2 separate regions of the Homo sapiens genome follow, and region 2 is linked to region 1. Evidence: read pairs that join two places in POLR2A ChIA-PET (ENCODE). Cell type or tissue: B cell. All regions are shown on one strand. Each heading gives the region's core, and the rest is flanking DNA. Links, peaks and the distances in the headings are about the cores only. Region 1 has its middle 27 kb from the start of LINC01703. Region 2 has its middle 30 kb from the start of SDE2.

Region 1 (9,468 bases), core at 577-8,576:
ATCCCAGCACTTTGGGAGGCCAAGGCAGGGGGATGGCTTGAGTCCAGGAGTTCGAGACCAGCCCGGCCAACATGGTGAAAGCCTGTCTCTACTAAAAATACAAAAAATTAGCTGGGCGTGGTGGTGAGTGCCTGTAATCCCAGCTACTCGAGAGGCTGAGGCACAAGAATCACTTGAACCCAGGAGGCAGAGGTTGCAGTGAGCCGAGATCACGCCACTGCACTCCAGCCTGGGCGACAGAGTGAGACTGTCTCAAAAAAAAAAAAAAAAGTAATAAGAAACGGTAAAATTATTATTATTATTTTGAGATGGAGTCTCACTCTGTCACCTAGGATGGAGTGCAGTGGCATGATCTCGGCTCACTGCAACCTCTGCCTCCCGAGTTCAAGTGATTCTCCTTCCTCAGCCTCCCAAGTGGCTGGGACTACAGGGATGCGCCACCACGCCCAGCTAATTTTTGTATTTTTAGTAGAGACGGGGTTTCAGCATGTTGGCCAGGCTGGTCTGAAACTCCTGACCTCAGGTGATCCACTGCCTTAGCCTCCCAAAGTTCTGGGATTACAGGCATAAGCCACCATGCCCAGCCAGTGAAATTAATTTTAATAACATTTTATTTATCCCAATGTAGCCAATTAGTATCATTTAAACATGTAATCAATAAAAAACTATTAATGAAATATTTTAGTTTTTGTACTAAATATTTGAAATCCATTGTATATTTTTCACTTAAAGCTCACCTCAATTTGGATGCTAAATTTTCATCAGAAAATCTTGATAGGTATTTAGATTTCATAAACTTGGCTGCTGAAAAAGTAGATTTATATACTTGAGTTGTTCCAAACATACTTAAAACATTTTCAATAACTGAATCAGATATCGGTTTTCAAATTTAAGTTAATTAAAATTAAAAATTTAGTTCTAGGCGGCCGGGCGTGGTGGCTCACGCTTGTAATCCCAGCACTTTGGGAGGCGAGGCAGGCAGATCACAAGGTCAAGAGATTGAGACCATCCTGGTGAACATGGTGAAACCCCGTCTCTACTAAAAATACAAAAAAAAAAAATTAGCCAGGAGTGGTGGTGGGCGCCCATAGTCCCAGCTACTCGGGAGGTTAAGGCAGAAGAATTGCTTGAACCCTGGAGGCAGAGGTTGCAGTGAGCCGAGATCGCGCCACTGCACTCCAGCCTGGCGACAGAGCAAGACTCCGCTGCAAAAAAAAAAAAAAATTTAGTTCTAGGCTGGACATGGTGGCTTATTCCTGTAATCCCAGTGTTTTGGGAGGCCGAGGTGGGAGGTTTGCTTGAAGCCAGGAGTTCAAGACCAGCCTAGGCAACAGAGGGAGATCTCATCTCCACTAAAAAATAATAATAATAATAATAATAGTAATAAAATAATTAGTCACAGTGGTGTGTGCCCCTATTCCCAGTTGTTCAGGAGGCTGAGGTGGGTGGATTGCTTGAGCCCAGGAATTCCAGGCTACTGTGATTGTGCCACTGCACTCCAGCCTGGGCAACAGACCAAGACCCAATCTCTTAAAAAAAAGTTAGTTCTTCAGTCACATAATTTGCACTAATTTCTTTTTTTCTTTTTCTTTTTCTTTTTGAGACAAAGTCTCAGTCTGTCGCCCAGGCTGGTCTCGACCTCCTGACCTCGTGATCCACCTGCCTCGGCCTCCCAAAGTGCTAGGATTACAGGCGTGAGCCACTATGCCCAGCCATAATTTGCACTAATTTCATGTGTTGGAGAGCCACATGTGGCTAGTGGCTGCTGTATTGCACAGTACAGAGCTAGACAGTCTCAGAAAACTGTGGCTTTAAATACCAGCAGGTCTGTGCTGGTGGCTCCCCAGTATTTATCCCCAGCCTGCACATTTCCTCTGCATCAGACCTGCCTAACCAGTGTCTACTTAACCCTCCACACAGATGTATCTACTAGGTGTCTGAAACCTAACCCGTTCAAAACTGGGCTTCTAAGAGTCCCACCCCCACCCACCAAACTAGCAAGGCCAGTTTTCTCCATCTTGATTAGTGACAACCCTTTCTTCCTGTTGCTCAGGCCAAAACCTTGAGATTTTCCCTGATTCCTCTCTCTTCTTTCTCTCTCCCACTTCATATTTGGCCTGCTGATAAATCCTGTCAGCCTTTAAAATATTTCCAGAATCCCACCCCTTCTCTTCACTTTCTCAGCCACCATCCTAGGCAGCCTCTAGGGTAATCATCTCTCCTGGGATTACCCCAAGAGCCTGCTGACTGGTCTCTTGTTTCTGCCCTTACTTCTACAATCTCCCCACCCCGCAGGGTGCTGCTTTCAAAGTCAGAGGTGTCCCTCTTCTGCTCAGAAAGAACCCTGCAGTGGCTCTCATCTGTAAGCCCAAGTCCTTACAATGGCCCACTGTCTCTTTCCAAGATCTGATCCCCCTGTCTTACCTCTCCAGCCCTAGCTTCTTATTTTCATTTTCAAAGACAGGGTCTAACTCTGCTGTCCAGGCTGGAGTACAGTGGCATGCTCATAGCTCACTGCAGCTCAAACTCCTGGGTTTGAGCCATTCTCCCACCTCAGCCTCTGAAGTGGCTGGAAATACAGGCACCACCATCATGCCTAATTTTCTTTTCTTCTTTCTTTCTTTTTTTTTTTTGAGGCAGAGTCTCACTCTGTTGCCCAGGCTGGAGTGCAGTGGCACAATCTCAGCTCACTCAACCTCCACTTCCCAGGTTCAAGCGATTCTCATGCCTCAGCCTCCTACATAGCTGGGATTACAGGCACGTGCCACCACACCCAGCTAATTTTTGTGTGTATATATATATTTTATGAGATGTAGTTCCACTCTTGTTGCCCAGGCTGGAGTGCAATTGCATGATCTCGGTTCATTGCAAACTTCGCATCCCGGGTTCAAGCGATTCTCCTGCCTCAGCCTCCTGAGTAGCTGGGATTACAGATGTGTGCCACCATGCCCAGCTAATTTTTGTATTTTTAGTAGAGACAGGGTTTCACCATGTTGGCCCGGCTGGTCTCAAACTCTTGATCTCAGGGGATCCACCCGCCTCAGCTCCCAAAGTGCTGGGACCCCCCACCGGCCTAATTTTTGTATTTTTAGTAAAGCTAAAAATACATGTTGGCCAGGCTGGTCTCCAACTCCTGGCCTCAAGTGATCCACCAGCTTCAGCCTCCCAAAGTGCTACCATTACAGGCGTAAGCCACCCTACCGGCCAGCCTGGCTAATTTTCCAAAAAAAAAAAAAAAAAAAGTATAGAGATGGGGAGGGGATGGGCTGGCTTGCGATGTTGCCCAAGCTGGTCCTGAACCCCTGGCCTCAAGTGATCCTTCCACCTTGGCCTCTCAAAGTGCTGGGATTAAAAGGCATGAGCCACTGAGGTAGGCCCCTGGCTTCCACTAGGCACCTCCTCTTCACTCTGCTCCATCCACTCTGGCCTCCCTGCTCTTCCGGGAACACAGCAGGCCGCCGGATATCTGTGTGGGTGGCTTGCTTGGTTCCCTCTGGCCTTTACTCAAAAATCACTGTAGCCTTCTCAGTGAGGCCTTTCCAGGCACCCTATCCAACACTTAACTTCTCCTACACACACATTTCATATCCTTCTTCCCTGTGGTTATTTTTTCCCCTTAGCTTGATCACTATTTAACATATTTTACATTTTACTTTGGTTGCTCTGTCTCTCCCATTACAATACAAACTCTAGGAGCGCAGGGATTTTTGTGTTTGTTTTTGCTCCGTATCCCCAGTTCCTAGAATAGTGCCTAGAATAGGACCTATTAGGCGCTCAATAACTATTTTAAATGAATGAATGGATGGCTTCCAGGTAGGGAGAACAGTTGGAACAAATGCAGCTGTTCCCTTCAGAAGCCTGAAGCCTGAGCTGGGGCGTCCGGACCGCTCCATGGGGTATGCGGTCTCCATGGGGTATGCGGTCGAGCTGGGCACTGACACTTCCCTACTTTGGAACTGTGCTATGGGCAAGATGGGAGCAGGCGCTGAATCCGTGGCGCATGGGGAAAGCGGCGGTCGGAGTGGGGCTTCCTGGCCTGTCACCTCCTCCTGAGCTGCTGCGAGGAGAGGCGCGTTGGCCTCCTGGGCCACAGCTGCCTCCCTGCCCAGGGAATCCCGGGAGATGCGAATATCGAAGAACTCTGAAAATCAAATCGCATTTCTAAACGCCAGGTGGAGATTTGTTTTGAGGTTCCTAAATGACAGATGTCCCGGCGGAGGAGCGCAGAGGAGGGCGGGCCAGTTGCGTCGGGAGAGGAGGAGCCGCAGGCTGGGAGGCGCGCGCGTCACTCGCGGGCAGGGGCTGGCTGGCCGGGCGCGCGGCCGGGCGGGGGCTGCTCCGGGGAGCGCGGGGGCGGGGGCGTGCGCGTGGCCGGGCGTGCGCGCGACCACCCGGGGCGTCCAGGCTGCCCGCGCGCGCCCAAGCCCTGCTTAAAAAAGGGAGCCCCGAGCCCGCGCCCTCCGCCCGGTGCGTCCCGCGGGACGTTCCAAGAGCAGTGCGGAGAGCGCGTGGGCCGCGGCGGAGGCCGGGCTGGGGGGCGGGTTCGCGGCAGTTCCCCCCGGCTCCCCGGCAGTTCCCCCCGGCTCCTCTGCCGCCTGGCCCGGGAGCTGCCCTTTATTTATTTATTTCAGTGGGCAAAGCGGGGTCATTTGTGTTGAGGACGCAAATCTTTCCAGGAAGTTTGTGCCTATTAATATTTCAGTTCCTGGCAGCCGCCTCGAGTGCGGGGCGGGGGAGTTCAGTGCTGCGGGGGAGGGAGGCGCCTGCAGCTGCCCTGGCCCACTGGCCTCGGCTGGCCGCTTGCGGCGAGGCCGAGGGGCAGCCCCTGGGCCTCCTGGGCGCCCCCCGACCCCCGCCACCACTGGGGAAGGCAGGGCCGGCGCGGACCCCCAGAGGCGCGCGGATCCCCAGAGGCAAGCCGACCTGCTTCCGGAGCCACGCGCGGGGCGAAAGAGGCGGCCCCGGATGCTGCGACCAGAGCGAGGGCGCCAGCTCGGGGCTTCCCGGAGCGGGGGCGGAGGAGGCAGCAGCCCGGAGAGGCTGCTTAGCCACCAGATGTCCGCGGGTGGCCCGCGCGGCGCGGGCGGAGGAAGGAAGGGCGGCTCTAGGGGCGTCCTGGCTAGTCGTCCGCGACCGCGCTCTCGGGTAGCCGGGGATGGCGGGGCCTGGGGCCCGGGGCCTTGCTGACCTTGCTCCAGCCACACAGCCGGAGGGAGCTGCAGCAGAAACTTGCCATTTTAAAGCTCGGCTACCCCTCACCACCACCTGGCAAGATTGTCATCATCTCCAATCTACAGAAGCGGAAGCCGGAGCTAAATAGCCTGCTAGAGGTCACGGTGCTGCTGCCCAACGGCGGGAGCCCGGATTTCTGACATGTCTTGCAAGAAAGAGTCCCTTGGAAGCAAATGCAATTATATTCTTCTGTGGTATCAACCAACAGAATCCCCCCACTAAGGGGAACTCAAGATACCGATGGAACTCTAGGCTGGAGCGGCGGGAGTTTGCCAGATACTCGTAATCTTCGTTCCCCAGCATAAGTGCCTGCTCACTCTTTCCAGCCAGTCACATCTGGAACACCCATCATTTTCCCAAAGAAACTATTTTTAACACCCCCAGGTGCATATTTAGATAAAGGCATTTGAAGCAGTTGACATAGCCACCTCTGGAGTGTGGGCTCCTGACAAGGACACTTCAAATGCTAACTGTCCCCAGGGGATAAATTTAAGTCGTCAAGCACACAGGGACATCACACTGTCTCTTCCTCAGTATTCTAACGTCATTGGTAGACCCTATGGCCGCCTTCCTGCGCAGGATTATCAGCCCACTGCTCAGGGACTCTGTCCAGCTCTGCATGGAAGTCACTGGCACCAGGTCATTAGCACCAGGGCCAAGACTTGGAAACCTCTGGGCAAAGGGAGGGTTTGTCTCATAAACCTTCTCACTCCAGGGTCCTCCTCCCCTTTGTAGCTCCTTCCCCATTCTACCTTTCACTGGCACACCTGTTCCTTTCACTGGCACACCTGTTCCTCCCAGGTGGCCAATGGGCCCGTAGGGAGGATATGACAGATTCTGGCATTTTAAGGTAGGACTCGCTGAGTCCCCAAGGGAGTGTGAGCAGAGCTGGCTATAGCATCTGCCTCCCTGAGATGCCAGGCTTGGTGATGCAGTGGAGGAATCTCAGCTCCCATGGCCGCAGGCAGCAGGAGACGCGTTTTGGAGGCTTAAGTCCTTGAGCATGGCTGGTCCTATGAGCCTTCCCAGCTCGGAGCCATACCCAAAGTGCCCTGCTTCTGTTTGCATTCACGCCCACGAGGGTTCAGTGAGGGAGGTCCATGAAATAAATGCCCTCTCCTCGGCTTGGGTGGGCCAGGCCCTGCCAGCTGCCTTCACTTTTGGCTGCAGAAAGCCTGCCAGGCTGCAGTGTGCAAAGGCCTGGAACAATGACTGGTAGCATCAGCTATTTTAATGCAGAGTTAGGCACACAATCCTTGCTAAATATAAATACAAAGGAAAACCCCAAAGTAGCTAAGCCTATTTTAATACCTTTTATTTTTCTCATTCCTGGTTCTTTTGTCTTCTCCTTGCTACTTGAGAGCTGCGGTTCACACAGGGCCCACCCTGAGTGTTGTCAGGGCTCCCACCCATGTCCTGGTCACACAGCCCAATCTTGATCATTGGCAGAAATGGAGTCAGAGGAAAGAGATCCAACAACTATTTCTTTGTTGTTTTAATGCAATTTACATTAAATCAAAAGTGAATGATGGCACCACTTCTGAGACTTGGTTGCTGAAAAGGAGCCTAGGGTTAGTGTAGCCTCTTCCCATCCCTCCCCTCTTCCAACTCTACACAGTCCCTCCATGGGGAGAAGGGATGTTTGCAAATCACCAACCTAAGAAATGGCCAGCAAATGAAGGATGCCGTCCTCCCAGTGGGAGATAACAAATCCAAATGCCACTGGGCTCCTGGAGGTGTCACCACTTACCTTTCAGAAAAGAAACAAGAGCAACAGACACCTCTGGGGATGTCTACCTAAACTGGAACCAGTGACCCCTCTTTTCTCTAGGAAATGATCTTCACCCATGTGGGGTCAAGTAGCTTCCACGTACTATGTTATTACAATTTTTCTCTGCCCACTCCACCTCCTCCACAGATGATAGGATCAGGGGTGGAACCTGGCCAGTCAGAGCCTCGTCCCTGGAAATTGGAACAGGGAGAAAGAGAGGGAAGGAGAGAGACAAAGTCTAACATCTGGGACCCCTCAGTGAGTTTCTGTTGACTCTCTTTTTTTCCAGAGTGTGGGTCACACTTTCCTTTTTCTTTGCATGTCTTGCAATTTTTTGTTGACAAATGGACATTTTAGATAATATGGCCAAACACGGTGGCTCACACCTGTAATTTCAGCACTTTGGGAGGTCGAGGTGGTAGGATCCTTTGAGGCCAGGAGTTTGAGACCAGCCTGGGCAACACAGTGAGACCCTGTCTCTACAAAAAATACAAAAATTAGCTGGTGTGCCTGTAGTCCCAGCTACTCAGAGGCCGAGAAGTTGCAGTGAGCCAAGATTGTGCCACTGCACTCCAGCCTTGGTGATAGAGCAAGACCATGTCTCAGTAAATAAATAAATAAAATAAGGCCGGGCACAGTGGTTCATGCCTGTAATGCCAGCACTTTGGGAGGCTGAGGCAGGCAGATCACCTGAGGTCAGAAGTTCAAGACCAGCCTAGCCAACATGGTGAAACCCCATCTCTACAAAACTACAAAAATTAGCCAGGCATGGTGGTGCATGCCTGTAATCCCAGCTACTCGGGAGGTGGAGGCCGGAGAATCCCTTGAACCCGGGAGGTGGAGGTTGCAGTGAGCCGAGATCGCACCATTGCACTCCAGCCTGGGCAACAGAGTGAGACTCCATCTCAAAAAAAATTAAAATAACATAAAAATAAATAAGTAAATAAATAAAATATATTGTAACAACTGTGGATTCCAGTTCCCTTTCCCAGCATTGTTGTTGCCGTCTTGTTTGTTCATTTAGTGGCTGGCTTGGACTGATTCTTTGGAGTCTGCCTTCTCCTCACAGTGTGCAGCTGCTGCTATTTCTGCTGCTTTTCTTTTTTAAGAAAACAAGTTTTATTTTTATAATTAGAACGTTCTAATGAAAATATTATTGTAATATTAGTAACCTTTATTCCGGGCGCTGATCTGCTCAGTAGTTTTCCTGCTTGTTTTTATTTATTTATTTTATTTTTTAAGACAGAGTCTCACTCTGTCACCTGTCACCCAGGCTGGAGTGCAGTGGTGCAATCTTGGCTCACTACAAACTCCGCCTCCATCCCCACCCCACTGGGCTCAAGCGATTCTCCCACCTCAGCCTCCCGAGTAGCTGGGATTACAGGTGTGCACCACCATACCCAACTAATTTTTGTGTTTTTAGTAGAGACAGGGTTTCGCCGTGTTGCCCAGGTTGTTCTCCAACTCCTGACCTTAAATGATCCATCTGCCTCAGCCTCCCAAAGTGCGGGGATTACAGGTGTGAGCCACTGCGCCCAGCCTGCTTGTTTTTATTTTTAAGCCTGACTTTCTTTTTATTTATTTATTTATTTTTTTTTTTTTTTTATTGATCATTCTTGGGTGTTTCTCGCAGAGGGGGATTTGGCAGGGTCACAGGACAATAGTGGAGGGAAGGTCAGCAGATAAACAAGTGAACAAAGGTCTCTGGTTTTCCTAGGCAGAGGACCCTGCGGCCTTCCGCAGTGTTTGTGTCCCTGGGTACTTGAGATTAGGGAGTGGTGATGACTCTTAACGAGCATGCTGCCTTCAAGCATCTGTTTAACAAAGCACATCTTGCACCGCCCTTAATCCATTTAACCCTGAGTGGACACAGCACATGTTTCAGAGAGCACAGGGTTGGGGGTAAGGTCACAGATCAACAGGATCCCAAGGCAGAAGAATTTTTCTTAGTACAGAACAAAATGAAAAGTCTCCCATGTCTACCTCTTTCTACACAGACACAGCAACCATCCGATTTCTCAATCTTTTCCCCACCTTTGCCCCCTTTCTGTTCCACAAAACTGCCATTGTCATCATGGCCCGTTCTCAATGAGCTGTTGGGTACACCTCCCAGACGGGGTGGTGGCCGGGCAGAGGGGCTCCTCACTTCCCAGTAGGGGCGGCCGGGCAGAGGCGCCCCTCACCTCCCGGATGGGGCGGCTGGCCGGGCGGGGGGCTGACCCCCCCACCTCCCTCCCGGACGGGGCGGCTGGCCGGGTGGGGGGCTGACCCCCCCCACCTCCCTCCCGGTCGGGGCGGCCGGCCAGGCAGAGGGGCTCCTCACTTCCCAGTAGGGCGGCCGGGCAGAGGCGCCCCTCACCTCCCGGAGGGGGCGGCTGGCCAGGCAGGGGGCTGACCCCCCCACCTCCCTCCCGGACGGGGTGGCTGCCGGGCGGAGACGCTCCTCACTTCCCAGACGGGGTGGC
Region 2 (9,468 bases), core at 479-8,478, 81 kb before region 1:
TGGCTCACGCCTGTAATCCCAGCACTTTGTGAGGCCGAGACGGGCGGATCACGAGTCAGGAGATCGAGACCATCCTTGCTAACACGGTGAAACCCCGTCTCTACTAAAAATGCAAAAAAATTAGCCAGGCGTGGTGGCGGACGCCCGTAGTCCCAGCTACTCAGGAGACTAAGGCAGGAGAATGGCGTGAACCCGGGAGGCGGAGCTTGCAGTGAGCCGAGATCCCGCCATTGCACTCCAGCCTGGGCGACTGAGCAAGACTCCGTCTCAAAAAAAAAAAAAAAGTAAATAATTTTATTAGTATATGCTCAAGACATGCACATAGTGTATGTGTACTTTATACTCTTGCAATTATACTTTGATTTAGAAGATATAACAAAATACAAATAGTAAATTTAGGGCAAAATTGAACTGTACTACCACTTAAAATGTGGTGCAAAGACTACGGATTTTAATTGATTGATTTTATTTTATTTTTTATTTTTTTGAGAAGGAGTGTCACTCTGTCGCCCAGGCTGGAGTGCAGTGGTGCTATCTCCACTCACTGCAACCTCCGCCTCCCAGGTTCAAGCAATTCTCCTGCCTCAGCCTCCCAAGTAGCTGGGATTACAGGTGCCCGCCACCACACACAGCCAAGTTTTTGTATTTTTAGTAGAGACAGAGTTTCACTATGTTGGCCAGGCTGGTTTCGAACTCCTGACTTCAAGTGATCCGCCTACCTCGGCCTCTCAAAGTGCTGGGATTACAGGTGTGAGCCACTGTGCCTGGCTTTTTTTTTTTTTTTTTTTTAATTTTCTTTCTTAACCTTTCTGGGGGTGGCAGGGAGGAGGTCTGTCTCTCTCTGTCTCTTATTCCTACCATCTCTTCTTTTGCCTGTTTCCTCCCTACTTCTCCCTAGGCCACTTCACAGCTGCATCACTTATTTGTTTGTTTGTTTATTTATTTATTTTTCGAGACGGAGTCTCACTCTTTCTCCCGGGCTGTAGTGGCGCAATCTCGGCTCACTGCAACCTCCGCCTTCCGGTCTCCTGCCTCCTCAGCCTTTGGAGTAGCTGCGGTTACTAGTGCCCACCACCATGCGCAGCTAATTTTTGTATTTTTAGCAGAGAGGAGGTTTCTTTCTTTTTTTTTCTTCTTTTTTTTTTAGACGGAGTCTCTCTCTGTCGCCTAGACTGGAGTGCAGTGGCGTGATCTCGGCTCACTGCAAGCTCCACCTCCCGGGTTCACGCCATTCTCCTGCCTCAGCCTCCCGAGTAGCTGGGACTACAGGCACCTGCCACCACGCCCGGCTAATTTTTTTGTATTTTTAGTAGAGACAGGGTTTCACCGTGTTAGTCAGGATGGTCTCGATCTCCTGACCTCGTGATCCGCCCGCCTTGGCCTCCCAAAGTGCTGGGATTACAGGCGTGAGCTACCGCGCCCAGGCGGGGGTTTCATGATGTTGGCCATGCTGGTCTCCAACTCCTGACCTCAAGTGATCTGCCCACCTCTGCCTCCCAGAGTGCTAGGATTACAGGCGTGAGCCACTGCGCCTGGCCCTGCTTATTTATTTTTAGAGATAGAGTCTCACTCTGTCACCCAGGCTGGAGTGCGGTGGCGTAATCTTAGCTCACTGCAGCCTCAACCTCCTGGGCTCAAGTGATCCTCCCACCTCAGCCTCCCCGAGTAGCTGGGACTACAGATGTGTGTCACCAAATATTTTGTAGGGATGGGGTTTCACTTTGTTGCCCAGGCTGGTCTTGAAATTCTGGCTTTAAGTGATCCTCCTATCACCTGAGGTCAGAAGTTCAAGACCAGCCTGGTTAACATGGTAAAACCCTGTCTCTACTAAAAATACAAAAATTAGCCAGGCATGGTGGTGGCCGCCTGTAGTCCCAGCTACTCGGGAGGCTGAGACAGGAGAATTGCTTGAACCCGGGAGGCAAAGATTGCAGTGAGCTGAGATCATGCCACTGCACTCCAGCCTGGGTGACAGAGAGAGACTCTGTCTCAAAAAAATAAGAAAAAGAAAAAAGTGATCCTCCTGCCTCAGCCTCCCAAAGTGCTGGGATTACAGGCATGAGCCACTGCACTCGGCCAGCAAACATGTCATTTTATGATGTTTTATTTAGACTGATTTGTAAAGTTGCAAGTACAGTAAACAACTTGATAAATGTATAGAGTAGATCGTGTTGAAGATAAGGACAATTCCAAAAATAGTTGTCTGCCTCTCTCTGTTTTTGTTCTCCCAGTAACAAAGCTCACTGCCTTTAATTATAGTTTGAGACACTGTGTTGAAATATTTAATCTCTGGGTAATGACTGGATTTTAGTTTCCTAATTGGCATCTGTGTGTTTAGCATCTCTGCCAAAGCCCAACTCCGAGAATGAGCATGTAATACAAGATGTGGACTACATGTAAAACACTCTGATACCTGCCACCTAAGCTCTGGGGAAATACTGTCATAACAAACAAAGGAAGGATAAATATCATATACTTTATTATTCCACATATATGCATATTTTTAATGATCAGATTCCCCATCATTAACACATATTTTCTTTCCTTCTTTCTTTTTTCTTTGAGACAGGGTCTCACTTAGTCACCCAGGCTGGAGTACAATGGGACGATCACAGCTCACTGCAGCCTTGGCCTCTCAGACTGAAGAGATTCTCCTGCCTCAGCCCCCCAGTAGCTGAGACTACAGGCACATGACACTACACCCGGCTAATTTTTTGTATTTTGTGTAGAGATGGGGTTTTGCCCTGTTGTCTAGGCTGGTCTCAAACTCCTGAGTTCAAGTGATCCTCCCAACTCGGCATCCCAAAGTGCTGGGATTACAGGCGTGAGACCCCACGCCTGGCTGACACATATTTTTTAATGCCTGCCAACAACAGGCTAGGGTTTACAAGTCAAACCAAAAATCCATGTGTGAACAGCACATAGTGAAGTGTAACTATGGCCCCAAAGAAGCCCTTGGCCTTGTGAACATGTCTTGCTCATTTCTGAATGATATTTCATGTACCTGGGAGTAGCTCCCAGAAGAAAATGCTCCACCCACAACTGGGTGGCTTCCTTAAAACCTTGCAAAACCAGCTTGAAAGAACTAAAAGAATAATTTAGGTAGAAAAGTCATTGGCTTGAACTCCATCCACCAAAACTGCTTTGTGTTTTCTTAGCTGGAGAATCCAGAGAAGTGTCATTTTTCCTATTATTGTTGGCTTTGCATTGTTTGAAACAAGATGCCACTCATTATTTGCAACACATCTCTTTGGTGAGTCCATGACACACTGTGGGCGTGGGACCTACACACTCACATTCCCTGAATAATGTATGTTTCCTTTGGTAGTGTTTATACAGCCTAATGTTACACATGGGCGAAGGTGGAGCGCTGTTCTACCTATTGAGAACAGTCTAAGGTGAGAGGCCAAATCATAGATCAATGACAGGCTCTGTAGGACAGCAGACAGTGTTGCTCTTTCAGATGTGGAGAGGGAGAAGAGATTCCACTTTTCCGGTCTAGCCAATATGGGGCAACAGACATCCGACAGCAGTGTCATAAACCTTGAGCAAAAACTCAGGACAAGGGATAGCCAGCTATTTTAGAAGCTTTGAAGCTGCATATTCATCTGGAGGCCAATGTGTTCGTGTTCTTCTGAAAATGAAAACCACTCTCTTTCCTAACATGGATAACACTCTAACACTCCCGTGGGAACGAGATTGGAAGCTTTCTGCCCCAGGTCACAGTGGGTGACCAAAGAAGGCCGCTCCAAACACTGAAGCATCCTGGTGGTTTACTTAACAGGATCGAAGCAAAGCCAGCTCTCACCGCAGCAGCCTTCTACCAGTCACTAAATGATGGCAGGGCCAGCAGACTCTGTCAACTCCTGTGGTTGCCCGAATCTGATCTTCACCTCATATCCACCTTTCCCAGGCACAACCCAGAGTTCAAACTTTTGCCCTCTCCAAATTCAGATGAAGGGATCGGGTGCAGTGGCTCACGCCCATAATCCTAGCACTTTGGAAGGCCAAGGCAGGCAGATCACTTGAGGTCAGGAGTTCGAGACCAGCCTGGCCAACATGGCAAAACCCCGTCCATGCTAAAAATACAAAAATTAGCCGGGCATGGTGGTGCGTGCCTGTAATCCCAGCTACTTGGGAGGCTGAGGCACAAGAATCACTTGAACCTGGGAGGTGGAGGTTGTGGTGAGCTGAGATCGGGCCACTGCACCCCAGCCTGGGTAACAGAGCAAGACTCTGTCTCAAAAAAAAAAAAAAAAATCAGATGAAGGGATCCAATCATCTCCCAGAAAAAATGCTCAGTCCTTTCACTAAATTCTCCCTATAAGATGGGAATTTTCTCCTTGTGTCATAGAAGTGGAAACTAAAGCTCAGAAAGCTCATGTGACACAGCAGGTCAGAGGCGGTGCCAGGAGAGAAACCCAGGTCTGTGTGACTCCAAAGGTCACGTTCTTTTCACTTCCTCATTTTCCACCAAAAAAAAAAAAAAGTACCAGTTTTACACATAAACAAATACTGTTGTCCATTGACACTTCGGTATTAGCAGGTTCTGAGTTTCACTCTAATGGAGCTCATTGGGCCTGACTGGGTCTAGTTAGAGGTGGCAAGTATGTTAACGATATGAGGCCAGAGAGTTCTCCGCCCCTTAAGAAGCAATAACTTTATTCCTGGCCAAGGATGATGAGTTGACTATGTTCTTTGGACCCTTTGTCACGGCAAGGTATAATTCTCAATCTAGACTAGACAGATTGGCTGGCGCTATCACTTGGAAAGAAAGGAGTTTACTCCTCTTTGATGTCCTCCTTTGTGTCTGGAAGCAATCAATATAAAATTTATTTAGCCTTATCTTCTGTAACAAACCAAAGAGGGGAAAGTGTCCCAGAGAAGGCCGCGGGCACTTACTCACCCTTATTAATTCCATGTAACAACTGAGAGGCACTTTGAGCCTCTTAACCAAAAGCTTCACATCTTCAGATGCCAAGCCTCCAGCAGCAGGGCCACATGGCTCAAGCAGACAGGGAGCAGACTGGAAGTAGGCTGGAAGCCAACCTGAGCACAGCACCATGTCTCCAGGACCAGGCGGCACAGAAACTTGAGGCCACCTGTTCATCCACTGTATTTTTACCTATTTTTAAAATGTTCAACTCTCAGGGCTGGTGTTAGATGCTTATGATGCCACCAGGTAAGCCCACAGGTGCCAAAACATTATGTGCTTCTGCTTTGATATTCTCTGATGGATATTGCTGGCCCCAGCTCCCCTCTGGTACTTGGGGGGAAGTGGAAGAAGAAGAAAGATGAGCTGGTTGTTCTTGCTGCTGTTTCTCCACGATGAGACAGAATGAAAACCCTCTTTGGTTCCCTTCTGAATCCACCATCTGAGGACCAAGATATTCTCGGCTTGAATGAAATCAAAGTGGTTTAAATTAAAACTAATTATATCTGCTTTTAGAAACTGTAGGAATAGGCCAGGTGCGGTAGCTCACGCCTGTATTCCCAGCACTTTGGGAGGCCGAGACAGGCAGATCACCTGAGCTCAAGAGTTCAAGACCAGTCTGGGCAACATGGTGAAACCCCGTCTCTACTAAAAATACAAAAATTAGCCAGGCGTGGTGGTGCGTGCCCATAGTCCCAGCTACTCAGGAGGCTGAGTCAGGAAAATCGCTCAAACCCAAGAGGCAGAGGTTGCAGTGAACTGAGATAGCGCCACTGCACTCCAGCCTGGGCGACAGAGCGAGACTCTGTCTCAACAACAACCAAAAAACAATAGGAACAACCAATGGTTTTGAAAATACACCTTATCTATTAAAAGCATAAAAACATGAATGAGAAAGAAATACATTGAAATTCTTGTTGCTAGTTCCTCTGAAGAGGGAGAGAGAACAGAAGTGGAGGAGAAGGGAAATACTGTTCAAGTGGATTTTAACCACATCTGTTTTATGTTTGATTTCTTTTAAACGTAAAACGAAATTTGAAATAAATATGGCAGAAAGTTAACATGTGTTAATATTGTTAATTCTGGGTTATGACTACATAGGTGCTTGATATGTTGTTCTCTGTATTTCGTTATACTGAACGTTCTCACAATAAAAATATATTTACAAATGTTTTATGTTACAACTATGACTGAACGCTAAAAACAATGAGGTACATGGACTGTGAGAATGTGTAGGAGTCCTGAGGTTGGGAAGTGTGGCCAGGGGCAGTTCCCTAAGAAGAAACTGAGGGGGTGTCAGGAGGGCTTTGTATGCCCAGAGTGTATTAGGCTTCTCCAGAGAGACAGAGAATCAATAGGAGAAAGAGAGAGATGGATGGATGGATAGATAGATGACAGAGATGAGAGATGATTTATTATAGATGATAGATAGATAGATAGATAGATAGATAGATAGATAGATAGATAGAAGATAAGATTTATTTTTCATTTTTTTTTTTTTTGAGACAGTCTCACTCTGTCACCCAGGCTGGAGTGCAGTGGCACGATCTCAGCTCGCTGCAAATTCTGCCTCCCAGGTTCAAGCGATTCTCCTGCCTCAGCCTCCCGAGTAGCTGGGATTACAGGTGCCTGCCGTCACGCAGGCTAATTTTTGTAGTTAGTAGAGATGGGGTTTCACCATGTTGGCCAGGTTGCTCTCAAACTCCTGACCACAGGTGATCCGCCCGCCTTGGCCTCCCAAAGTGCTAGGATTACAGGTGTGAGCCACCGCGCCCAGCCGAGAGAAGATTTATTATAGGAATTGGCTCACATGATTATGGAGGCTGAGAAGTCTCACTATATGCTGTCTGCAAGCTAGAGAACCAGGGAATCTGACAGTGTAATTCTGAGTCCAAAGCAAGAGGCCTGAGAAACAGACTGGCTGCTGGTGCAAGTTCCAGGGTCCAAAGAACCAGAGAACCTGGAGTTCTGACATCCAAGGGCAGGAGAAGAGGGTGTCCCAGTTTCAGGAGTGAGAAAGTGAGAATTTGCCTGTCTTATACCTTTTGGTTCTATTCAGGCCGTCAAAGGATTGGATGGTGCCCAGCCACATTGGGTGAGAGTGGATTTTCTTTACTCAGTCCACTGATTCAAATGCCCATCTCTTATGGAAATACCCTCACCAACATACCCAGAAATAATGCTTCACCAGCTCAGTATCCCTTAATCCAGTCAAGTTGATGCCTAAAATTAACCATCACACAGGGATTGCCCTGTTACTGAGTGACACAGCTGGGAAACTATTTTGGAAGCTGAGATGGCAGGGACTTGGACTGGAGTAGTCATAGTGGTGGATACAGAGAGAAATTGATGAGTTTAACAGAAATTGAGGAAGTAGGCCTGGCACCATGGCTCACACCTGTAATCCCAGCACTTTGGGAAGCCGAGACGGGTGGTTCACCTGAGATCAGGAGTTTGAGACCAGCCTGGCCAACATGAAGAAACCACATCTCCATTAAGAATGCAAAAAAAAAAAAAAAAAAAGAAAGAAAAACTTGGCTGGGTGTGGTGGTGCATGCCTGTAATCCCAGCTACCTGGGAGGCTGAGGCATGAGAATGGCTTAAACCCAGGAGGAGGAAGTTGCAGGGAGCCGAGATCATGCCACTGCACTCCAGCCTGGGTGACAGAGCAAAACTCCATCTAAAAAAAAAAAAACAACAACAACAAAAACAAAACAAAACAAAACAAAAACCCATAAGAAATTGAGGAAGTAAAATTGCAGGACTTGGTGACGGATTGTATACAGGGAAGGAGAGAAGGGAACCAGTCTGGGGCCATCATATTTGGCTTGCCTACATAGATGGATGATGGCACCATCTTGACCTATGGAATGCTCAAAGAAGCCTGGGTCTGGCAGGGAGAATCATGAGTTTGGTTTTCGACTTACTGATTTTGAGGTATCTTGGAGACATTCAAGGAAAAACAGGGTACAATTAACAAGATAGTGGCAATAGGTGCTGGGCAGCCCAAAACTGCTGGTCACTTCTACTTACTAATCGCTGGAGGGCTGAAGTCTGGCTGCCTCTTCTGTGCCCTGCCTCTGTGACATGTCCAAATTGCTACGTTCAGGTTTAGGATGCAAAAAATCTGCTTTATTACACTGTGAGGAATCTTAGGATATTACCTATCTATAGCTGGGAAATTTAACCATTCCCAGGTTAGTCACATTTGACTAACTTGTTGAAGATGGTGTCTGATTCTTCATTTTCCTCCCCAGACCTGCTAGACTCTTTTTCTCATTTCTAGTCTTTGCTGATTTCAGGTTTCTTTTAGTTGGATGCCATGTATAAATAACCCTAAACTCAGCTTGTAAGTGCTTTTTTTCTCTGCTACCCAAAATTAATATAGATTCCTATTACCTTAGGTTAGGTTGTCCCAGAATCACACCTTAAGGCAGGATTTGAGTGCGACTAGTTTTGTTCTGTATATTTCGTTTTGTTTCATTTTTTTAAATTGTGGAAAATACATGTAACATACAATTTACCATCTTAATAAGTTGTTTTTTTTGTTTGGTTTTTTTTTTTTTTTTTTTTTTTGAGATGCAGTTTCGCTCTGTCACCCAGGCTGGAGTACAGTAGCATGATCTTGGCTCACTGAAACCTCTGCCTCCCGTGTTCAAGCGATTCTCCTGCCTCAGCCTCCTGAGTAGCTGAGATTACAGGCATGTGCCACCACACCCCGCTAATTTTTGTATTTTTAGTACAGACGGGGTTTCACCATGTTGGTCAGGCTGGTCTCGAACTCCTGACTTGATGATCTGCCCGCCTAGGCCTCTCAAAGTGCTGGGATTACAGGCGTGAGCTGTCGTGCCCGGCCCCATCTTAATAAGTGTTAGTGTCCAATTCAGTGATATTAAACACATTCACAATGTTGTGCAGTCATCACCATCATCCATCTCTATAACACTTTTCATCCTGTAAAACTGAACCGTATACCTTAAACCAAATAACTCCCCATTCCCTCCTTCCCCTACCCCCTAGCAATCACTCTACTTTCTGTTTCTAGATTCAACTAGTTTGTTTAAGAGGTGATTGCGGGAAGACTAGAGTGGGGAAGTAAGGCAGGAAAGGGAAGGAAGCCAAGAAAAGGAACATTATTAAGCAAGTTGCTTCTGTGTAACTGCAGCTGGGGTTCAGTCCTACTGGGGACCCTGGGAGACAGTGCAGAACATGCCTCTGAGCTTTCCTACCCAAGAGGTGAGGAAGATGGGGAGCCTCCGGTTTCCATCCATCATTGGCTGAGGCCTGCTCGTAGGGTCAGTAACCCTTCAGCATGTCTGTGTCTCAGGTGGAAGGAAAACTGTCAGGTGAAGAATCCCAGGTGCTTGCAGTAGGACAGCCACTGGAATGTACTGGAATGCTGAATGACAAGGGGATATGGATCCCAAAAGAATTTCTGAGCTCCCTTTAAGGAACAGACTCTAAAGTGGTCCCCATGATCTCCACCTCCTAGTAACTCACACCTTTGTATAATCATATAATTCCCTCCCTTTGAG

What was found. Peaks named below come from ENCODE experiments on the same cell type or tissue, not always from the same donor. Only the 100,000 strongest peaks of a DNase experiment are listed, where the experiment ranks them.
Region 2: POLR2A ChIA-PET joins it to region 1 with 11 read pairs; 5 of 35 experiments call an interaction of 5 or more read pairs at or near these places.

The regions. Positions count from the first base shown.
Region 1 is chr1:226,105,711-226,115,178 of GRCh38, forward strand. No RefSeq gene overlaps it. Among named protein-coding and RNA genes, the nearest start is that of LINC01703, 27 kb to the left of the region's middle. RefSeq lists silencers at 2,555-2,749, 4,297-4,396, 4,477-4,936, 5,317-5,366 and enhancers at 5,785-6,292, 9,370-9,468. In B cell, for the core only: a CTCF peak has its summit at 4,035; DNase peaks (open chromatin) are centred at 2,321, 4,331, 5,011, 5,821 and 1 weaker place; H3K4me3 peaks cover 2,900 bases; H3K27ac peaks cover 5,116 bases.
Region 2 is chr1:226,024,727-226,034,194 of GRCh38, forward strand. No RefSeq gene overlaps it. Among named protein-coding and RNA genes, the nearest start is that of SDE2, 30 kb to the left of the region's middle. RefSeq lists an enhancer at 5,472-5,521. In B cell, for the core only: no CTCF peak of the experiment used is centred there; DNase peaks (open chromatin) are centred at 3,885, 4,445 and 5,725; H3K4me3 peaks cover 648 bases; H3K27ac peaks cover 2,956 bases.